4 separate regions of the Homo sapiens genome follow, and all the other regions are linked to region 4. Evidence: chromatin contacts called from ENCODE Hi-C or POLR2A ChIA-PET data. All regions are on one chromosome and are shown on one strand. Each heading gives the region's core, a stretch centred on a gene start or an enhancer-like site at or near the end of the contact. The rest is flanking DNA. Distances are from core to core; before and after follow the strand shown.

What was found. Hi-C counts contacts between places; a loop is a spot of excess contacts on that map. ChIA-PET counts read pairs that join two places held with the same protein, here RNA polymerase II (POLR2A). Pooled maps may share reads with other maps.
Region 1: a pooled map shows a loop between it and region 4 (3-fold over the local background). The contact joins the enhancer-like site here to the promoter of KIF9-AS1 in region 4. A Hi-C loop is called at or near these places in 2 of 50 pooled maps. POLR2A ChIA-PET finds 5 or more read pairs at or near these places in 3 of 52 experiments (CD4-positive, alpha-beta T cell, CD8-positive, alpha-beta memory T cell and naive thymus-derived CD8-positive, alpha-beta T cell).
Region 2: a loop to region 4 is called in a pooled map, with 6 times the contacts of the local background. The contact joins the enhancer-like site here to the promoter of KIF9-AS1 in region 4. A Hi-C loop is called at or near these places in 2 of 37 single-sample maps with no recorded cell type and 6 of 50 pooled maps. POLR2A ChIA-PET finds 5 or more read pairs at or near these places in 1 of 52 experiments (PC-9).
Region 3: a loop to region 4 is called in a map of CD8-positive, alpha-beta T cell, with 10 times the contacts of the local background. The contact joins the promoter of DHX30 here to the promoter of KIF9-AS1 in region 4. A Hi-C loop is called at or near these places in 1 of 168 maps with a recorded cell type or tissue (CD8-positive, alpha-beta T cell) and 9 of 50 pooled maps. POLR2A ChIA-PET finds 5 or more read pairs at or near these places in 2 of 52 experiments (MCF 10A and naive thymus-derived CD8-positive, alpha-beta T cell).

The regions. Positions count from the first base shown.
Region 1 is chr3:47,822,904-47,826,352 of GRCh38, forward strand. All of the region lies in intron 4 of DHX30 (DExH-box helicase 30), which reads left to right. Among named protein-coding and RNA genes, the nearest start is that of DHX30, 21 kb to the left of the region's middle. RefSeq lists a silencer at 1,903-2,192. Within about 2 kb of position 2,033, at least 29 of the 41 ENCODE cell types and tissues checked have a DNase peak (open chromatin) inside an H3K27ac peak, as active enhancers do.
Region 2 is chr3:46,537,466-46,540,655 of GRCh38, forward strand. LRRC2 (leucine rich repeat containing 2) reads right to left here. Exons shown (of 9, transcript NM_024512.5): 4 at 1,580-1,736. Among named protein-coding and RNA genes, the nearest start is that of LRRC2-AS1, 18 kb to the right of the region's middle. RefSeq lists an enhancer at 1,597-1,656. Within about 2 kb of position 1,451, at least 16 of the 41 ENCODE cell types and tissues checked have a DNase peak (open chromatin) inside an H3K27ac peak, as active enhancers do.
Region 3 is chr3:47,801,668-47,804,798 of GRCh38, forward strand. DHX30 (DExH-box helicase 30) reads left to right here and starts at 1,471. Exons shown (of 22, transcript NM_138615.3): 1 at 1,471-1,545. RefSeq lists silencers at 1,042-1,891, 3,069-3,131 and an enhancer at 1,616-2,141.
Region 4 is chr3:47,162,807-47,166,057 of GRCh38, forward strand. It overlaps KIF9-AS1 (KIF9 antisense RNA 1), which reads left to right and starts at 1,564. Exons shown (of 7, transcript NR_033373.1): 1 at 1,564-1,791. SETD2 (SET domain containing 2, histone lysine methyltransferase) reads right to left here and starts at 1,307. Exons shown (of 21, transcript NM_014159.7): 1 at 1,048-1,307. The coding sequence starts at 1,118. RefSeq lists silencers at 600-909, 960-1,709, 1,760-1,809.

The DNA of each region.
Region 1 (3,449 bases), core at 783-3,282, 660 kb after region 4:
TAACACAGTGAAACCCTGTCTCTACTAAAAATACAAAAAATTAGCCGGGTGTGGTGGCGGGCACCTGTAGTCCCAGCTACTTGGGGGGCTGAGCCAGGATAATGGTGTGAACCTGGGAGGTGGAGCTTGCAGTGAGCCGAGATTGCACCACTGCACTCCAGCCTGGGCAACAGAGCGAGACTCCATCTCAAAAAAAAAAAAAAAAAGAAAAGAAAGAAAAGAAAGGGGTTTCCCCTTATTAATCTATCAGATCTCTTGAGACTTACTCACTACTATGAGAACAATATGGGAGAAACCACCCCCATGATTCAATGACCTCCCAACCACGTCCCTCCCATGACACATGGGAATTATGGGGGCTACAATTCAAGATGAGATTTGGGTGGGGACACAACCAAACCGAGACAAAGACCCCCCTGGGAACAAACTAGTTGGTTGGCATCCCTGGTTGTTGTTTTTTTTTTTTTTTTTGTCTTTTTGAGACGGAGTCTCACTCTGTTGCCAGGCTGGAGTGCAGTGGCGCAATCTCGGCTCACTGCAACCTCCGCCTCCCGGGTTCAAGCAATTCTCCTGCCTCAGCCTCCCAAGTAGCTGGGACTACAGGCGCGTGCCACCATGCCCAGCTAATTTTTGTATTTTTAGTAGAGATGGGGTTTCACCATGTTGACCAGGATGGTCTTGATACCCTGACCTCATGATCCGCCTGCCTCAGCCTCCCAGAGTGCTGGGATTACAGGCATGAGCCACTGCGCCTGGCTGATTTTTTTTTAACATAAAAATCTAAACATCTGTTCAACACATGTGTTGTAAACTAGAAAAAATAGTATAATGAACCTGCAAGTACCTGTCACCCAGCTTCAACAATTAACAACTCATGGCCAGTGTTGCTTTGTGTATAGCTCTTCATTTTGGCTTCTTTAGAGGCAACTAAGAAATCATGGCATTTCAGCCTTATGCCAAATGGCTGTCAGAAAAGAGTGCTATCCTGAGGGCTTCCTCAAGTGCCACAAAGGGCTTGGGTCCTGCTGTCCAGGTGGGGCCTTTCTGTCTAGACTGTTGTCTCCTTCAGCTTTCAGATACCATTTTCTTTTCCTTTTTTTTTTTTTTTTTTTTTTTTGAGATGGAGCCTTGCTCTGTCACCCAGGCTGAAGTGCAGTGGCATGATCTTGGCTTACTGCAACCTCCGCCTCCTGGGTTCAAGCGATTCTCCTGCCTCAGCCTCCCGAGTAGCTGGGATTACAGGCGCGCGACACTATGCCCGGCTAATTTTTGTATTTTTAGTAGAGATGGGGTTTCACCATGTTGGCCAGGCTGGTCTCGAACTCCTGACCTCAGGTGATCTGCCTGCCTCGGCTTCCGAAAGTGCTGGGATTACAGGCGTGAGCCACTGCGCCTGGCGAGGAACAGCACTTTCACTGCTGGACTTTACGCTGGACCAGCTCAATTCTTGGCAGTTTCCAAAGCTGGGTGTTTTCACCTTCCCCTCCAGCCCTGGGGATTAAATCTGTTTCCTGAAGAGGTCTTCCTTGGCCTGGCTCCAGATTTTCTTTTTCGTTTTTTAAACTTTTAATAGAGTTGGGGTTTCACTATGCTGCCCAGACTGGTCTCAAAATCCTGGGCTCAGGGGATCCATCCGCCTCAACCTCCCAAAGTGTTGGGATTGCAGGCATGAGCCACGGCGCCTGGCCCTGGCTCCAGATCTTCACCAGGTTTACTTTGTAAGCCGTTAAATAAGATGGGGCTGCCAATTTGCCAGAGGCACGTGAGAGGTAGTTAGGAACAATTGGTAGGACCTAGAGGGAACTAACTTCGCTTCCTTAGATGACATTGAGCTAAGGCCTAGCATTATTTTCCCCCCAACAGCCTCATTCCATCTTCCTGCCTTCCATCCACACGACTGCTGGTTTAGATTTGCTGGAGAGTGAGCTCTGCAGGGTCCTAGCCCTGGGCAGCGCCGAGCCCGCCTACTGAAGGCCCAGGGCTGTGGTGAGCGAGGACGGGCTGCTGATGCCCTCGCCTAGGCTTGGGCTTCGGGTCCGCCCGGCCCGCAGGGGGCGCGCGGCGCTCGGGCCGGCCGCTCCCGTTCTCTTCGCCCGGTCCCTGCCGCGCACAGGCCTCGGGGTCGGCGGGAGCACGATGGCGGCCGCTAGGAGACTCATGGCGCTGGCCGCCGGCATCTCTCCGCGCCTGCAGCCGCTGGGTCCCCGCGCTGCTGGGCGACAGGGTCGCTCGCGCGGCTTCTCTTCAAGCTGCGCCCACCCCGACCACACCAAGGAAGCCGCCGAGGCCGAGTCAGGGATGGCCCCCGGCGGGCCTGGGGAAGGCGACGGAAGCTTGGTGAACGGTGAGGGCATCGGCGGGGGCGGGCGGTCCGCAGCGCCCTTGACTCCTGGGATGGCAGAGCTAGGGGCGCGGGCCGAAATCGGGCCTGGCGGCCGGGGGTCCTCTCTTCCATAGTGGCCAAGTTCGCCATCCGTCGGCGGGCAGCGGCCTTGCTGTTTGTAAAGCTTAGCGTGGCACAGGCCCGAATGGACCCTTAGAGTACCTGCTCCCGGCAAGAATAGGTGAGAGGTGCGAGACCTCGAGGGAGTGGGGAAAACGAGTAAAAGTCCAACTCCTGCCAGGATGAGTGGCCAAGGGCTAGAGCTTCTAGGGACAAGCATGCCCTCACCAGTGTGAGAAATAGCCCAAAGTAACTCCTGGGACATCAGGATCTCAAATAGAGACAGAATGACTGTTCTGGTGGATTCCAGCTTTGTGCCTCCCAAATAGTGCAGAGGATAAAACTGTTGAAAGCATCAAGGATGGGTAGAGAGCGCCAGCCTCCACCAACCTTATAGAGCTGAAGGTGGGGGCGGGGTGGTGGTCTCAGTGCAGCTCTATTGTTAAACCAGTGGGTGTAATGGGCTACTCGAAGTTGGGTCCCTCTGTGACGAAACCCCCCCCGCCCCGGCCAAGTCCACTTAGATATGGTTTCTTAACTGCTTAACTGCTTGACTCTTAGTTGCTTTACAAGTTACCGCTTAGAGGGAGACAGGATCAGGTGTCCTCCATCCTGGCCACTTGACACAGGAGTCTGTCCCAAGGAAACAGTCTCAAACCAGGCAGCAGAGTTACATCAGAACGCTTGGAAGCACTTTTTGAAAATATAGAGTCGCCTCCAACATCGCTCCCATTCTCAGGTCCCCTGTGGGGAGCTGGATGTCCATGCGGTGAAAAAGCTCCCCAGGTGATCAGTGTACACGCAGGTGCACATGTGCATATATACAGCTCCTTTTGGAGCTGCCAGAGGCTAGAGTGGAGAATGATATGGCCCCCCATGTTCCTAGCAGACCTCTTCATGACCTGGTTAAGCCTTGTGTCTGGTACAAGCTTACCCTAGGTAGATATCTCTTCCCTTTCTGCTCTGAGATTAATCCAAAAAACAAGAAAAAGAAGCGAGGTACCTC
Region 2 (3,190 bases), core at 201-2,700, 630 kb before region 4:
GCTTGCCCAAAAATGACCTGCAAATAGTGAAATCTGGCTTCTAGCCCAGGCTCTGAAGAAGTTCCTTAGTGTAATATGTAAATGATAATGATTCAGTCAGTTAATGATTCAGTCAGTGGGTCTCTCCAATTTGCAAAATAAAGGGGCAGGAGGTAAATGACCCCTTACATGTCAAAAATGGTACTTTTCAGTCATAGAAATTCTAAGGTCCTTTCTACCTTTCCAGAAACTAGGCAAGGAAACAGAAGTACTTATCCTTGTTGGGTCTAAAATTTGATTTTACCCTGCTTAGAAGCTAATAAATTTTGCCTATTCCTGTTTCATGGATACCGACAGAAGACACGAGGCTCCTGGTCCAACACAGCATACTGATGTGAGTTGCACTTACAGCTAAGTTTACCAAGCGTGATGCAGATGGCCTGGATAGATGCTATGCACATATACATCACAGCTGAGAACCCTGAGCTTGGGGAACCCACCACTTTTACAGCAAGTGGTTAGCAAGGCTGCTCTTTGCCTGGGAGCAGGTGTCTCCTCATCCCTCAAGGTTAGTACATGCATATGCATCCCCAAGATCGGCCTGGGTAAGAGGGTGGTCAGAGCCTTGTAGTCTTGACACAGCCAGCAAGACATGTATGAACACCAGAGGCTCCACAAGCCACCTGTCCCACAGGGTCTTGGCTTCTGGTAAATTTTCACATAACTATGCGAAACCACTGGTCCCAGGGCACATGTGTAAGAATGGAGCTCCATGCAGCTCCAGACCTTCACTCCTTGCACCCCAGGAAAAAGAGAAGCAATAATGATCACTGTCATTTTCATTTTAAGATAACACAACTGAATAATGACTGAGAATTATAAAATTTTGATCCATCAAAAAGACATCAGGCTGGTTACTGTGGCTCATGCCTGTAATCCCAGCACTTTGGGAAGCCGAGGCAGGCAGAGCACCTGAGGTCAGGAGTTTGAGACCAGCCTGGTCAACATGGTGAAACCCCTTCTCTACTAAAAAAAAAAATACAAAATCAGCTGGTGGCACGTGACTGTAACCCTAGCTACTTGGGAGGCTGAGGCAGGAGAATCACTTGAACCAGGGAGGCAGAGGTTGCAGTGAGCCGAGATTGTGCCATTGCACTCCAGCTGGGGCAACAAGAGCGAAACTCCGTCTCAAGGAAAAGAAAAAAAAAGACAACATAAGCTAAACTAGATTTATCAATGGACTAATGTATAAGAGCAATACATTACATTTCTAATAAGCATACTGCACGTTTATAGGTTTAAAACAAAAAGAAAATAAACACAGAGTTCCTAAATAAAATATTGCTCACTCATGAAACTTCTGGTTTCTGAGCAATTGGCAAGTGTCCTGTGTGCTGAGTTATACAGGCGAGACGCCGACCTCACCACCCAAAGGGATGCTGCAAACAAGCAGCTCTGGGGAGCCTCCAAACGGCCCTGCCCAACCACTTCCTGGGGAAGCTGGAGAGGAAACACGGTGTCTGCACAGTGTCTGTCACCTGCCTGACAGCTGCCTGCTTAACACACCAGAGGCCCGAAGACCCCTGCTAAGTTGACATACCGATTTCTGCTGGAAGATGTGAGATTTGGTTTTTTGGCAGATCCAGAATTCTCATCGCTTGAAATAACTGAATATATGTAGGAATGATTTGAATCAAGGTATTGCTTATGTACCATTCTCTCAGGTGTGTCTGCTCCTTCAATGAATCTGGGAGCTCCTAAAATAGAAAGAATGACATCAATCAGAACTAGCTCCTCCGTGTGCACAAAGCCGTGTAAAACCAAGCATTTATTTTAAAACAGGAAGTGAGAAAGCAGACACGAGAGCATAAAACTTAACCACCAGCACTCCAGCCATTTCAAAAAGAAACCAAAGACACCGCAGTTGTCGTCAACTTCACAACAGTATATTAGCCCTATTTCAAAACTGCCGTGAATTCATGATGTTATTAAAATTAAATCCTAGTGAACACAAAAAACCAGACTCACACTTAGAGCCACAATGTGTATTATTTATTTGCAACATACCAACTTAACATCCCCTAAGGTCTGTCTATACATTCGATTTCAAAATTTGTGCTTCGTTTCCCTTTGTCTGTAGTTGCTTTTAGAAATACTTGATAAACCTCTAATATTTGCTGTACCACATTTCCAAATATTCTTAAGAGTCTATGAAAGGGAAAAAGCATGAGAAAGACAGTCAGCTGGGACACCTGAGTTCCGGCCCAGGCCCTGCCATTTTCCAGTCACGCCACCTCCCTGGGTCTCCACTGCTGAAATGACATTGATGAACTCAGTGTCCAAGGCCTCCCCTAGCTCAAGTGTTCTGGGATAAAACTGTAAAGGTGTCAAGCAAGAAGCGTTTAAAGACTTTAAGGAGGCTATTTGTCCAGCTGAAGAAATCTAATTCACCGAGAGTTACCGAGCCCCCATTGCAGGTGAGGGGTGCTCAGCACTGAGGGGTGGGGCAAAGACGAGACACACAGGTCCCCTGACCTCAGAAGCTGACCACAACGCACCATCAGCAAAGTGGCTGGAGCACAGGGTGGAGGTGGGATGAGGTGTGGAAAACTCCATGGCAGTTGAAGGGGAGGTGGAGGGAGCAATGGAGTCCATAGTGATCCTTCTTTTTTGTACTTGGTACTTGTAATGTGCTTTACAACCATTGCCCTCCTGTGTGTGGGTTAAGCTGTTAACTTGCAAAAGTGCTTTCACTCTAGTATTATCTCATGCAACAGTACCATAAGATAGGCAAAGTGGGCCGGGCACAGTGGCTCACGCCTGTAATCCCAGCAATTTGGGAGGCCAAGGCGGGTGAATCACCTGAGGTCAGGAGTTCGAGACCAGCCTGGCCAACATGGTGAAACCCCATCTCTACTAAAAATACAAAAATTAGCTAGGTGTGGTGGCGTGCACTTGTAATCCCAGCTACTTGGGAGGCTGAGGAAGGAGAATCGCTTGAACCCAGGAGGCGAAGGTTGTAGTGAGCCAAAATAGCACCACTGCACTCCAGCCTGGGTGACAGAGTGAGACTCCATCTCAAAAAAAAAAAAAAAAATTGATAGGCAAAGTGAGCCCCTTTGGAAGAGGAAAGCTGAAACCCCAAAGACATTTAAGTGAATCACTTACAGTAAGGATCCACTACTGAGTTTGCAGAGCCTAGTGCAAAATG
Region 3 (3,131 bases), core at 221-2,720, 640 kb after region 4:
TCCCTTGAGGCAGGGCCTTTGTAGCCTCCACACCAGCTTAGCAACTGATACACAGAGCACTCAGATGTCCGTGCAGGGATCTCTCTATTCTCCACACAACACAGCACCATGCCCTGTTCAGATGCACTAATTATTTGAATGAATAAATGATGTTCCACCCCCACACCCCGGTCTTCTAGCCAATGTAGAGAGAAAGAAAAGAGATACATGTTGAACTGTTTGCACACAAAAGTGACGGGATATGGCACTAATTCTTCATACAGCCTCAAAGGTCACATCTTTTTTTTTTTTTTTTTTTAAGTTTCATTCTTGTCGCCCAGGCTGGAGTTCAATGACACGATCTCGGCTTACTGCAACATCCGCCTCCCGGGTTCAAGTGATTCTCCTGCCTCAGCCTCCCGAAGTAGCTAGGATTATATGCGCCCGCCACCACGCCCAGCTAATTTTTTTGCATTTTTAGTTGAGACGGGGTTTCACCATGTTGGCCAGGCTGGTTTTGAACTCCTGACCGCAGGTGATCCACCCGCCTTGGCCTCCCAAAGTGCTGGGATTACAGGCGTGAGCCACCACGCCCGGCCTAAAGGCCACATCTTAAAACCATACTCTGTAAAATCCTGACCCAGCTTCAGAGCTACGCCACTGCGTTGTTTCCTTTTGAAGCTGAATTCCACTGAACCTATACTTGAACCTTATCTAGAGGACTACAGCGTGTAATTGGGACAATCCCCTTTCTCATTCCTAAGAGGTGATGTGGCCGGGCGGACCTCCAGATTTCCAGCAACTATGACTGGCACTCTCCCCGCGACCAGCAAGTGCCACCTTGTCCTTTGCCTAACGTTGTACAGTTTACGAAATCAACGAACCAACACGTTGATTTCATCTTCCCTGCAAACTGGGGAGACAAGACAAAAATGCTCACCTCCCTAAAAAAACAGATTAGAGGGGAGATGGGGAAGAGAAGAGGCGTGGCTACGAGCTGTGGCGGGGAAGGCGGGTGGAATCCCGGAGCCCGAGCTGGAAACCGTTCCCCGCTCAGCCATGACCCGGGCTGTTTATTCGCATCAGGAGGCGCGGGTGGCTCGCAGAGGGCGAGAAGACCCTTCCCGCTTTCACACTGCAGGCAGCTAAGTCGCCGAGAAAGGCAGCAACTTGACGCCCGACCCCGCCACCCAAACCCGCTCGCTCTGCGACCCCAGAGCAGCCGGCGCCAACCCGTCCCCTTCGCGACTCCGCCGGAAGTCCCGCCTGCACCGCCGCCGCGCCCCATTGGGCCGGGTGCTGGGGCATCCCGGGCGCTGGGTGCCCCGAGCGGCTACGACGAGTCCCAGGTGGGGCCGGGCTCCAGGCCCGCGGGGGAGCGGAGCCGTGCGCCGCAGGCGGGCTCCGTGACGCCGGGTGGGGAACGCCGGGCCGGTGGCGGGACTTCCGCCACGGGACTCGGAAGGGGCCGCGCCGCCGCTGCTGGGAGTTGTAGTCCGGCCGTGGTTGGGGGAGCCGCGGCTCATGCGCGGTGCACAGAGGCTTGTTTCACATCTGTAACAACAGGTGAATTGGGCTTTTTATTCTCCCCTTTCGTGCCCTCTTGAGGAGCCTGCCGCGGCCGGGGGTGGTCGTCGTGAGGAGGGGGCCCGGTCCGACCGCCAGCCTGGCGGAGAGTGGGGCGGAGACGCCGGCGGGCCCGAGGAGCAGGCCGGGCATCCTAGGCCTGCCCGGGAAGCCGGCCCGGCCGATCCGTGGGCAGCCAGGCCTCGGCCTGCCGTTGCCATGGAGCCCGGGCGGGGGCGGGGGCCAGACCGGTCCGCCGGGGCGGGCCTCGCAGCCAGGGGCTCCGCGGAGGCCGTGGGAGAGGCCGCTTCATTGGCGCAACGACGCCTTCGCCTCGGGATGCGCCGTTTCCCCAGGCAGGGCCTGGAGGAAGCCTCCTGAGTGCCCCGAGACCTTTGTCTACTTCTCCTCCTTCCCGGTGCTGCCCGGACCGTTCGTCCAGAGGGAGGCCCGGTGCCTTCTGGCCCCCCTAGTTTGCCCCCTTTTGCACCGACCTTGTCACTGGGGGAGGCCAAGGGGTGAGGTATTCTTTGTTTGCTGGTGGTAACTTGTCCCATTTAGCAGGGGAAGACCAAATGCATGTTGGGTCCTTTGTTTGCAGTGAACTGGAGTCCCAGGGGTCCTCAGAAACCCTAAGCCAGGGATATGGCATATCTAGTCGTTGTGTAGCAACATTGGTCACTTGAATTATGATTTTTCAAGGCAGAGGCTGTTTCACTTTACAACCCCACTCCATGAGGGTTTGCCATACACTAGCAGGTAGACTGCAGAAGGCCACTTACAGGCTTTCAACCTGGTTTTAGTTGCAGCTTATGGGCCAGAGTGAAATGAGACGTTGTCTGGTGATTTCCCTTGAAGTTTCTTGCAAGGTGGTAACCCCACTGTCATTGTGGGTTTTAACTACATCTTGTAATTTACACTTAAATCTTAGAGATTTAAGGCGATGTGCAGAAACTACATCCTTTGCTGCGTTTTCTACCGGTGTTGGCTCTTTATCCCTAAAAGATAGTTGCTCTTCAAGTGTTTTAATTTATGTAGCTGTGATACAAAGTTTTATTAGGGCCGGGAGCGGTGTCTCACGCCTGTAATCCCAGCACTTTGGGAGGCCGAGGCGGGTGGATCACCTGAGGTCAGAAGTTTGAGACCAGCCTGGCCAACATGGCTAGACCTCGTTTCTACTAAAAATACAAAAATTAGCCGGGCATGGTGGCGTGCGCCTGTAACCCTAGCTACTTGGGAGGCTGAGGCAAGAGAATTGCTTGAACCCAGGAGGCCGAGGTTGCAGTGAGCCAAGATCGCGCCATTTCACCCCAGCCTGGGCAACAAGAGCGAAACTCCTTCTCAAAACAAAACAAAACAAAAACCACACACAAGTTTTATTAGCTGTTGGACCTTTCTTGCCCCTTTCAGCCTTTGAAGATAACAGTATAATATGTCTCAAGGAATGAACCGTAGTACATTTAGGCAACAGCATAATATCCTGGAAATAAGAAAATTAGCCTAGTATAAGCATGGAGGGTTTTGGAGTCAGCATGCTTCAATGCTGATTTCCATCTGCCCTGAGGCAGCTATGGGATCTTGGGCAG
Region 4 (3,251 bases), core at 314-2,813:
TTTTCAAAACAATGGTCTCGTGAGGGTTCAGGGAAAGAAGTGACTCCAGGCTTTCTGAGATAGCAGATACAGCAGCAGATTCAGACCTCAAGAGAAATGTAAAGGTGTCCTAGACTGAAAAATTACTATTGGGCAAAACTGTGTGTCGGTTTTCCACAACATTGTCTTCTTTAGAGAATCCTCAAACGATTCTTGGTTTTTAACCAAGTCTTCACAAGAAATAGAAAGTCATCCGTTTAGGGTAAGAGATTCCTGTTACCAAGAAAATTGTGTCCGAAAGTGTGAAAATCTCACAACCTGCAAGAAAATGTATGTCCCTCAGGAGGCTTTCATTTTCAAGCGGAAAAACAAACCCGGTGTCACCTCAACAACGGGACCACACAAACCTCGCCATTACAAAACCCAAGTGCCAAAGGTGCACAATGTGAATCCGGAAGCACTGCAAGGCCAGGATCGAGTTCCCAGGAGGAAAAAATCAAACTCAGGAGTGCAGCGCGGGCCCCTCCACGGCCCGGGGGCCAGGCAACCCGCGCTAGGCCCTTCCGGTCCGAGGCGCCGCCGTCGCGGGGAGGTCGGGCGACGGGTCGAGCTTCCACCCGAGCCCGGGGATTCGCGGCCTACCCTCACCGGCGCCCTCTTGCCGGGCCCGGCACCGGCAGCTCCTCCGACTCTGCCCTTTGGCTAGCAGCGGGGCCCGGACGAGCCACGAGGAGCCCGAGAGGACCGCCGAGCCCCGGGATGGCCGGGTCGGTGCGGACACGGCGGTAACCGTAGGGACCGTGGCCGCCCCTCCCCCACCGGCCCGGCCCAACCGCCGCCGCGACACGAGCAGCGGCGCCAACGCCGGGCCCAACCGCGGGCCTGCTGCGGCCCCGGCCAAGCGGCTCGAAGTGGCGGCGCGGGCCTGCTCCCGACACCGACCGCGCGAGGCCACCGTGGGCCTGTTACTCCTCGCGCCGGCCCGCGCCGCCACCCGTCAGGACGCGCCGCCCTCGGCTGGGGATAAGGCGGCCGACAGCAGCGGGGGGCCGCGGAGCTGATACTTACTCAGGGGTCGGGTGCTCCGGGTCGTAGAAATCCCCCATCTTCGGAGGCGGCTGCGGCTGCAGCTGCTTCATCGGGAGCGGCTGGAGACGGCGACGCGAGCCCCCTCCCCGCAGCAGGGCGACGCGGGGGAGGGGAGGGGAGGAGGCCGCAGGTCCGACCGCGGCGGCGGCGGCGGCGGCGGCGGCGGCGGCAGGGGCGGCCCGCGTCGCTACCTCGCTCGTCGCTCCCTCCCTCCCTCGGACGCCCGCCAGCCGCTCTCTCCCTCTCACCCTCACACCGGGAGCGACGCACACCCCACCCGCCCCTCAGCTTCGCAGGCCCGGCCCCTTAAAGAGACACACACGGGCCACCGATCTGCCGCCAGTCGGCGTGCCTTGCAGCTGTTGGCTTGACCCCAGGCCGGGACGGGCAGAGCGGAACACTGCCCGGCGGGTCCAGGCCGACCGTGCCTGTGGCTCTCCGGAACAATAAACCCCCGGCCCCAGTGATGTGGGCCAGACCGGACCTGGAGAGGCGGCACCGCGACCCCTCCCGCAACCCGCCTGGCGGCCGGGGGCAGCGTGACCCGGCCCGCTACCGTGTCACAGCTGGCGACTGACAAACAGCAGGCGACGTCGGGAGAACTCCCCGAGACACCCGAGACATCAGCCTTCTCGCTCCGCGGCCCTGCAGGACCTGCCCGCCGGGAGCCCCGGAGTCCGCGGCAGCGCCGAGGGCCCCTCCCCCAGGCCTCTGGGCTCTGAGGTAACGCGGCCGCGGCTGCTCCCGGGCCCCTCGTCCCACTCGCCCCTCTCTTTTTTATTTTTCCTCGCCCTCTCTCTCCCTTGCCCGTTCATCTCGACCCTTTAGCAAGCATGGAAGCCCAGCGAGGCGGGGGATTGCTCGGAGGCCGAGCTCCCGGCAGCCTCCTCCGCCTTCCTTCCCGCTGTGCCCTCGGGGCTCCTACCTCCACCTCGGCGCGGCGCTCTGCCCCCACCCGAAGTCTCCAAGGCGGCAGCTCCCCTCTCCTGTGTGGTTCTTGGGGCCTTAGAGGCAATGTCATGAAAAAAAGGGTATTAATCACTTTCCTACAGAAATGATAAGATGAGACTAAGTAGAATAACTTGAAAGAGCTACGAGTTGTTATTTTTGGAAGGAGAGATAGGAACGCGTAAATCCAATAGCTAAACTTTCTAGACGCTGAAGAGTTTTTGGCGATAGATCATTTTGACATTGGGGGTTCATAGGGTTAGCGTTTTTTGTGTTGTTGTTGCTGTTGTTTTTCCACTAGAATTTTGAATCGGATTTTACCAGCAATTGGTAACGGAAAGGAAAGGATGTGTCTTCCAATTGAGAAACAGTGGTTAAAAACTGAAAGTGGGCCGGGCGCGGTGGTTCACGCCTGTAATCCCAGCACTTTAGGAGGCCGAGGCGGGCGGAGTAACTGAGGTCAAGAGTTCCAGACCACACTGGCCAACATGGCGAAACCCCATCTCTACTAAAAATACAAAATTTAGCCGGGCGTGGTGGCGCACGGCTGTAATTCCAGGTACGCGGGAGGCTGAAGCAGGAGAATCGCTTGAACCCAGGAGGCGGAGGTTGCAGTAAGCCCAGATTGTGCCACTGCACTCCAGCCTGGCGACAGAGCAAGACTCCATCTCAAAAAAATAAATAAATGAATGAAAATAAAAAATAAATTAGCTGGGCGTGGTGGTGCGCCTGTAATCCCAGCTACTCGGGAGGCTGAGGCAGGAGAATCGCTTGAACCCAGGAGGCGGAGGTTGTAGTGAGCCCAGATCGCACCATTGCACTCCAGCCTGGGCGATATAGCGAGACTCCGTCTCAAAAAAATAAAACAACAACAACAAAAAAAAACTGAAATATGATACGAAAGAATAAACATCCTTCAGTGGTTAACTTTTTAAAATAGCCTTTATATGTATGTAGGCTACAGTGTCTATTAGTGTTTTATAATCATTGTTTTTCACTTAGGGATTATTTTGGCTTTTGTTTTTTTTTTTCCTGGTACCTTTAGGGTTAGCATGGAGGTCCAGGGTCCATCTGACTCCCTAGGTTCGAATCTCCCAAGGCCATTTTTTTACACACCGTGATTATTACTAATTTCCCTGTGGTTTTTCTCATTATAAAATGAGAATATTGCTGCCGACAGGTCTTCTCATTATTGTGAGGATTAAATGAGCTATTTGTTAAAGGCTTAAACTTTC